Regions from separate parts of the Homo sapiens genome. Here region 2 is linked to region 1. The links are chromatin contacts, found by Hi-C or POLR2A ChIA-PET in ENCODE. All regions are on one chromosome and are shown on one strand. The core of a region is the stretch at or near the end of the contact, and the rest is flanking DNA. Distances in the headings are between cores, read along the strand shown.

Region 1 (3,435 bases), core at 711-3,210:
GTTGTGAGTATAGTGAATGCACATAGTATGTGCCTTTGGCATGTTAATTCACTATTATTCTGGACATAATTTCTCCTAAGAAAAAGGATGAACTAATTGCAGGGCCTAGCCTAAGCTCTGAGAAGTCATTCGTTATAGCATTTCAGTCCATAGTAAACAAGAAGAAATGAGGTAAAGAGTTTAAACCAGGGAAGGCATAGCTGTGGTCACCAAACAACCTGTTAAAGGCGAGCTGTAGGCACCAAAAAACCTATTATGGACTGAATTGTGTTCCTCAAATTCATATGTTGAAGTGCTAACCCCAAGTACCAAATGTGACTGTATTTGGGGATAGGGTCCCTGAAGAAGTCACTCAGCTGGAAGGAGTCATATTGGATTAGGTGTTGGGAATTGGCTGGCCAAGGGAGAAATCAAGGCTGGAACCAAGTGCTGAACTCTCACATCAGGTCCTTTGCTCCTGTTCCCTGGACCCTAATCCAATATGACTGGCATCTTTATATGAAGAGGAAGAGGCACCAGAGGGTACACACGCAGAGAAAAGGCCATGTGTGGACACAGTAAGATGACGGACATCTGTAAGCCAAGGAGGGAAACCTCAGAAGAAACCAGCCTTGCCTGCACCTTGATCTTGGAGGTCCAGTCTCCAGAACTGTGAAAAAAATGAACTGGTGTTGTTTAAATCCCCCAGTCGTGGTATTTTGTCATGGTGGCCCTAGAAGACAATATACAACCCAAAGGAATATTCTTTCCACTTTCTCCCTCTTCCACTTTATAGTTTTTTCTCCTTCGTTTCTTTCTTTTTCTCTTTTACTTTCCTTTTCTTCTCTTCTCTTTCCTCTGGTTTTTAATTTTAATTTTAATTTTTGGCCTTCCTATACCTCCATTTGCCTCTCCAGGAAGCTGAATTCCAGACAATTAATCATTCATCTCATCAGTTCAGCAAAGCAAATGCCCTCAATGGTTTCTTTTGTGATTCGATTATTATGGGATCAGAATGTATCTTATTCCTCTGGGAAAAATGAAACATAAAAATTTCAGAAATAAGGTTTTGGGCCAGCTTCATTGGTTTTAAGAGAAGGAAGGGAGGAGACTCATGCAGGTTTGACGCTGAGCAGCACCATGTGGTTGGGCCTGGCAGGCACTCGAGGCTTTAGGTCTTGGTTTGAATCCAGACTAGAAAATCATTACTTATTAAAAGCCTTGAGGATATGGGTCTAGGAAAGTCTATGTGAAGAGATAATAGTTTGGAAAAAGTTTTGCAGAACTAAAGAAAAGTTTCCACAGTTACCTTTTCTGTCCTAATGTAGAGCATCTTTGTTAACTAGGTCTTGGATCAATCCAAGCTGTGTCTGAGAATAACCATTTATAATTTCTCACTGGCCAGCACTAACACCCTTTAGAAAAGGAACTCAAAGCAGCCCTAGCAGCCAGAGTCATGCGATCATGGTGGGAGTACAGCTCCTCACCAAGGTCAGCTCCTCAGTGAAATCCATGCCTTCTGGAGGACTGCTTGTAAATAAATATTAAGCACAACCATTAAAAAATAATTTGGCTGTGACCATCAAATAGTGAAAGAGTGTATCAATTTCATTATTATATAAGCATACATGACCAAATTCAGCTAGAGTGGAGTCTTGGCTCAAGTACCAAGCTTGGATTTCCCCAAGGAACACTTTCCCATAATTCATAATGAAAATCTTTCCATTTACTGTGGTTCAACTATTTGCAGAATTTTCAGGCTGGGCTCAGTGGCCCTAAATTTATGCATGCTGGTATACTGAGAAGATCACCATGTTACAGAGGCTCTTCTCTCCCAGTTTACTCCTGGAGTCTATTTAATTTGCAGCTCTAACTCTGCGTTCCCAGGATTGCATCAGTTGGACTTTCCTCACATCTCAGCAGCCGCAGTTGGGTTGAAATGAGATACTCCCATCTCTGGTCACTGTGCTCTGGCCCTCCAGGACATTCCTCTCACCCGCTGCCCACAGCATAGCTGCTGAGAGTCCTCTGCCCAGGAGTCCCAAGTGAGAGGACAGTCTTGACTCTGCCTGCCCCCCTTTAGTGACATCCTTCAGGGATTCCTCAGTTCATTCATTTCCTAGGGCTGCTGAAACAAGTTACCCCAAACTGCGCAGCTTAAAACAATACAAATATTATGCTTTCAAAGTCTGAGAGTCAAGAAGTTGAAACTCATGGTGTTGCCAGGACCATGCTCCCTCTGAAGGAAGGAGAAGAGTCCTTCCTTGCCTCTTCCTAGATTCTGGTGGCTCCTGGCATTGTGGCTGTATCTCTCCAGTCCCTGCCTCTGTCATCACACGGCCATCTTTCTTCTTTTTTTTGAGATGGAGTCTTGCTCTGTGGCCCAGGCTGGAGTGCAGTGGCGCGATCTCAGCTCACTGCAACTTTCGCCTCCCGGGCTCAAGCGATTCTCCTGCCTCAGCCTCCTGAGTAGCTGGGATTACAGGCGCGCGCCACCAGGACCTGCTAAATTTTTGTATTTTTAGTAGAGACGGGGTTTCACCATGTTGGTCAGGCTGGTCTCGAACACCTGACCTCGTGATCCATCTGCCTCAGCCTCCCAAAGTGCTGGGATTACAGGCGTGAGCCACTGCGCCCAGCCGTCTCTTTCTTCTTATAAGAACACCAGTCATTGGGTTTAGGGTCCATCCTAATCCAGTATGACCTCATCCTAACCTAACTAATTATATCTACAAAGACCCTATTTTCAAATAAGGTAGCAATCTGAGGGTTCCAGGTGGACATGAATTGAGTGAGGAGGGGAGGGGCACTTTTTAACCCAGTATACTCAGGGACCTTGCTGACCCTGCCTCTCTGCTCACACACACCATACAGGGTCACCTGGTGGTGACTGCTAAAAGTAACAAGCTACCATTTGTCTTGGATTCCAAACCAATTCAGAAGAACCCTGGGAGCCGCATGACTATGAAGAACTATTTCTCACCATGGAAATTACAGCAGAACATTCACTGGGATCGTTGTTTGTTATGAAACAGGTACTAGACTTAACTGGCTTTGAAGGGTAGAACATATTTTAGAATATCTGTTATATGGTTCATTAGACTTTGTTTTTATTTTTATTTATTTATTTATTGAGACAGAGTCTCACTTTGTCACCCAGGCTGGAGTGCAGTGGTGTAATCTCGGCTCACTGCACCCTCTCCTCACAGGTTCAAGCAATTCTCTTGTCTCAGCCTCCCAAGTAGCTGGGACTACAGGTGCCTGCCACACCTGGCTAATTTTTGTATTTTTAGTAGAGACAGTGTTTGGCCATGTTAGCCAGCCTGGTCTTGAACTCCTGACCTCAGGTGATCCACCTACCTAGCTAGGCCTCCCGAAGTGCTGGGATTACAGGTGTGAGCCACCATGCCTGGCCTCATTAGGCTTTAAAGCAATAATTAAAAAAATAAATACCCT
Region 2 (3,631 bases), core at 870-3,369, 100 kb after region 1:
TCTTTCTTTGCATTCATTTCTCCATGGTAGAATTCCCTCTGGATTCTTAAAGCTTGTAAGTGACAACCTTCTTGCTTTCGGTGTCTGCCTGTGCCCTTTCCTTACGAGGCTGTATTTGACACATACTGAGTCTCCATGGATGTGCACCCTCCATCTGCTCATGGCTGCTCCATCTCACTGTTCTGTCCCAGATGGTGAACTGCAGCCCAGGTGCTACCACCACCAGCATTCTTGCCCACTCAACCCAGTGTCCCCCTGGCCCTGTGTGGCAGTAATGTCTGCCAGGCAGGCAGCCAGGGAGCTAACATGCCCAGACCTGACAGTGGCCTCAGAGGAGAGCCCCTTCCTGCCGTGTGCTGGGGAAGGGGACAACTGTCAGCCATAAAGGAAAGAGTGGACACCTAACCAAGATAGGGAACCCAGCTGGTGCTGAAATCACAGCCCTTCAAATGGGCTAGAATGATCTCCCAAAACAGGAGAAAAAAAAAAATCCCTAGAAGCGATTCAAAAAGACCCAAGTCCAAATTCTGGATGATCTAAGTTGAAAAAAAAAATCCCGACATTGCCTAGGTCATTGACACAAAAGAAAGTTTTTCTTTGCTTTTTTTCCCCTTTGGCTTATTCTCATTCTGAATTATCTGAAGCACTGTGAACAGGTTACTTGGCCATGCTGAGTTGGCAAACAGATGAAGCCATGTGGGCGAGGAGGTGGGATGTACATAAGCATCTGCCATCCACATCACACTGGGAGACTGCCGTGTTGCGGTAGCCCTTGGATCCTTTCATGGCTTAGAACCACAGGTTTGAAGTAAAAAAGAAAACATCAAATCCATGTTACTTAAGAGTGGTAGGATTCAAGAAGACTGTCAGAACACATTCCCTGACTCACAGGCAAAACTTTAACCCAAGCAGTCATCCGTCTCTGGACCCTGCCTTCCCTGGGCTCTGCATCATTCCCCACACCTCCTTGGTTATGGGGGACTCCATAGGAGACTCTGGTCTACAGACTAATTTCATTCTACCTCTCATGTGTACAACAATGAAAACAAAATGCTTTAACATCATCAACAACAAAAGGACAGCTGCTGTTCTGCATCTAGGGGAGAAGCTTCTCAAAGGAAAAGACATCAAGGTGTGGCCATGATTTATGCACACGAGGTCTGAGTCTGACCCGGAGAGGCTGGGACACAGAATTATTGAACTTTTGCTGAATGAAGTAATGGGAATTTTGAGTTTTCTTCAGGGAAACAAAGAGACACCACAGGGACTGCATCGCTGGGAACAAACAGTGGTCTCTGGTGAGAGACACGAGGGTCATGTGCATGTGGCAGGTGAGGGGCTCAAGAAGGACTGTGAGATATTTATTGAGGTGAGGATAGCTATGGCATTTTAAAGAACGGTGGCATTTGATTTTTTATTCTAAATAGTTTTCCTTCTGCATCATCTTGTGACCCCTTCCATAACCTCAGCCCTCCCATAAGTCTTTACATATGGCAGCTTTGTGTGGGGGGATATTTGGGGAAGAAAAGACATGAGATGCTGTCTGGTGAGGGGAAGGAGGGATAGGACAGTAACTGCAGGAGCTGTGAGTGGTCACTAAGAAGAGGCGGTCATGGAGGAAAGGCTGGAGCACAGGCCACTTCACCTCAGGAGTGGGTGTAAGATGACCCCCTTTCATTCAAAATGCACTAGAAGAAGGTGGCCCTGATGGCAAGGTGGGAGGGGAAAGCTGGTTCTTACCGGGAAAGGGGCTGTACTGGCAGGAGACACTGAGGTCCTTAAGAAACAAAAAATCACATTTCCCTGGTTTGAATGAGAACCCACACACACATACAGATACACATAATTAATCTTTGCTATTTTTTGGCTTACTTAAAGTTTTATTTATCTTTCATTACAGAATTTATCACATTATACTGTATTATTTCTGATATATTCATATGTTTTATAAATGAACATGTGAACTTTATATCTTTTGCACCAGCAAAGTGCCTGGCATATGTTGAGTTGTTTATTGAATGAATACTTGAATAAATGGCTGCTACATATATTTGTTAACAAGATGAAACTCTGAGTCACTCAGCAGAATCGGGTCTCATTTGCCATCATGGGGCTGATGTCAGTTTTGTTCCTACCTTTCTGCACCTCCCTGATCCATTTAGATGAACCCTGGCTTCAGGAAGCACTAGTTCTATGATGTCCTACACTGGAATCTACAACACTCTTCTACGCACCACAGTTTCTGGCTGAGGAGGAAGTGTGAACAGGCTGGCGTGGGCATGTCACTCTCACTGGGCCTGGCAGAGCTGGCCAGCTGCACCGCCCAATACAGGGGTCAGCTTGTTGCCAAAAGCAGTAGTGGCCTTGTGAGTAAGCTGAGTGGGCAGGCATAGCCTGAGTCATTTGATAAGTGCCCGGAAGCTGACCATCCCACGGCCCCCGACATTGAACTTCCCATTTCCTGTTACAGTAGCCAAAACTCTACCACCCTTAGCTATTCATGCTTTTGGATCTTTCAGAGATCTCAATTAGTGAGTATTTGTGTAGGCTTCCAGTATAGGGAGAGAAGGACAAGTGAGGAAGACAGTGAGAAAAAGAAATGGGAGGAAGATACAGATAGGCTTTGCACCCTTCCCTGTCCTTGAGCAGGACAATGCTTTCTCAAAAGAATAGCTTTAGCTCTTCCAAACTGCCCAGAAGACCATGAGAAGCCCACAGGGTCAGGACTCTCCACATGTCTTCTTACACACATACTTTCTCTGTCAGCCATACAACATCTGAAAACTCACACACATGAGAGAGATGGGAGAGAAGGAGAAGAAGATCAAAACAAAGTGTGCTGTACAGTAAAGGCACTGTAATCTTGACCTGATATCCCAGGCCCACATTTCCAGGCTCCCTTCCCCAACCAGGTAAGACCCAGGATCTGAAGAAGAATCCTTTTCTAGATGAAGGTTATGATTAACAGGAAACACACAACTGTATTTTCCTGATCCCAAATTAGAATGTAGGATCAGACATATCTGTAAATATTTATATCTATGAAGTCTTAAAAAAAGGAAAACAAACGAAATTGCTGCAGTTTACATGTAACAAATCTCCTTTATTGATGAATGGATTTAACTTTATTGACTTTGGTCTGGGAGAGACGTGTGAATCAGGTCCTCCACCTCATCAAGACCACTCTGAAGCTGCTGCTCTTAACCACCTACACCATGGACGTATGCACAGGCCAGCCCCTGGAATCTCCATTTCATTTGCCTTTCATGACCTTTTGCCTTTCAAATCATTGAACAAGTGATTTGTTATGCTTTCACTTCTCATTCTAAGTAAATGTTCACTTTTTTTGTTTGTCTTTAAGAGATGAGGTCTTGTTATGTTGCCCAGGCTGAACTTGAACTCCGGGGCTCAAGTAATCCTCCTGTTTCAGCCTCCTGAGCAGCTGAGACTACAGCCCTGAGCCACTGTGCCCAGCTAATATTCACTTTTCTATCTAATTTTGCTTTTGTGATTTTGTATTCCTTTTCATCAAGAGGGCCCCCATATTATATAAGTTTCAGTCCCTACAAAGTTGTATCCGCCCTTTCATATATCTACCCATGTAGTGCACGCTCTTAGTGTGCATAATCAC

The links. Hi-C counts contacts between places; a loop is a spot of excess contacts on that map. ChIA-PET counts read pairs that join two places held with the same protein, here RNA polymerase II (POLR2A). Pooled maps may share reads with other maps.
Region 2: a loop to region 1 is called in a map of endothelial cell of hepatic sinusoid, with 4 times the contacts of the local background. The contact joins two enhancer-like sites. A Hi-C loop is called at or near these places in 3 of 168 maps with a recorded cell type or tissue (endothelial cell of hepatic sinusoid and heart left ventricle) and 1 of 50 pooled maps. POLR2A ChIA-PET finds 5 or more read pairs at or near these places in 3 of 52 experiments (AG04449, HEK293 and OCI-LY7).

What each region holds. Positions count from the first base shown.
Region 1 is chr13:44,028,896-44,032,330 of GRCh38, forward strand. It overlaps NRAD1 (non-coding RNA in the aldehyde dehydrogenase 1A pathway), which reads left to right. Exons shown (of 3, transcript NR_026955.1): 3 at 1-1,568. Among named protein-coding and RNA genes, the nearest start is that of NRAD1, 8.3 kb to the left of the region's middle. Within about 2 kb of position 1,961, at least 3 of the 41 ENCODE cell types and tissues checked have a DNase peak (open chromatin) inside an H3K27ac peak, as active enhancers do.
Region 2 is chr13:44,130,557-44,134,187 of GRCh38, forward strand. The region is part of intron 2 of LINC00390 (long intergenic non-protein coding RNA 390); the gene reads right to left. The region is part of intron 1 of SMIM2-AS1 (SMIM2 antisense RNA 1); the gene reads left to right. Among named protein-coding and RNA genes, the nearest start is that of LINC00390, 15 kb to the right of the region's middle. Within about 2 kb of position 2,120, at least 18 of the 41 ENCODE cell types and tissues checked have a DNase peak (open chromatin) inside an H3K27ac peak, as active enhancers do.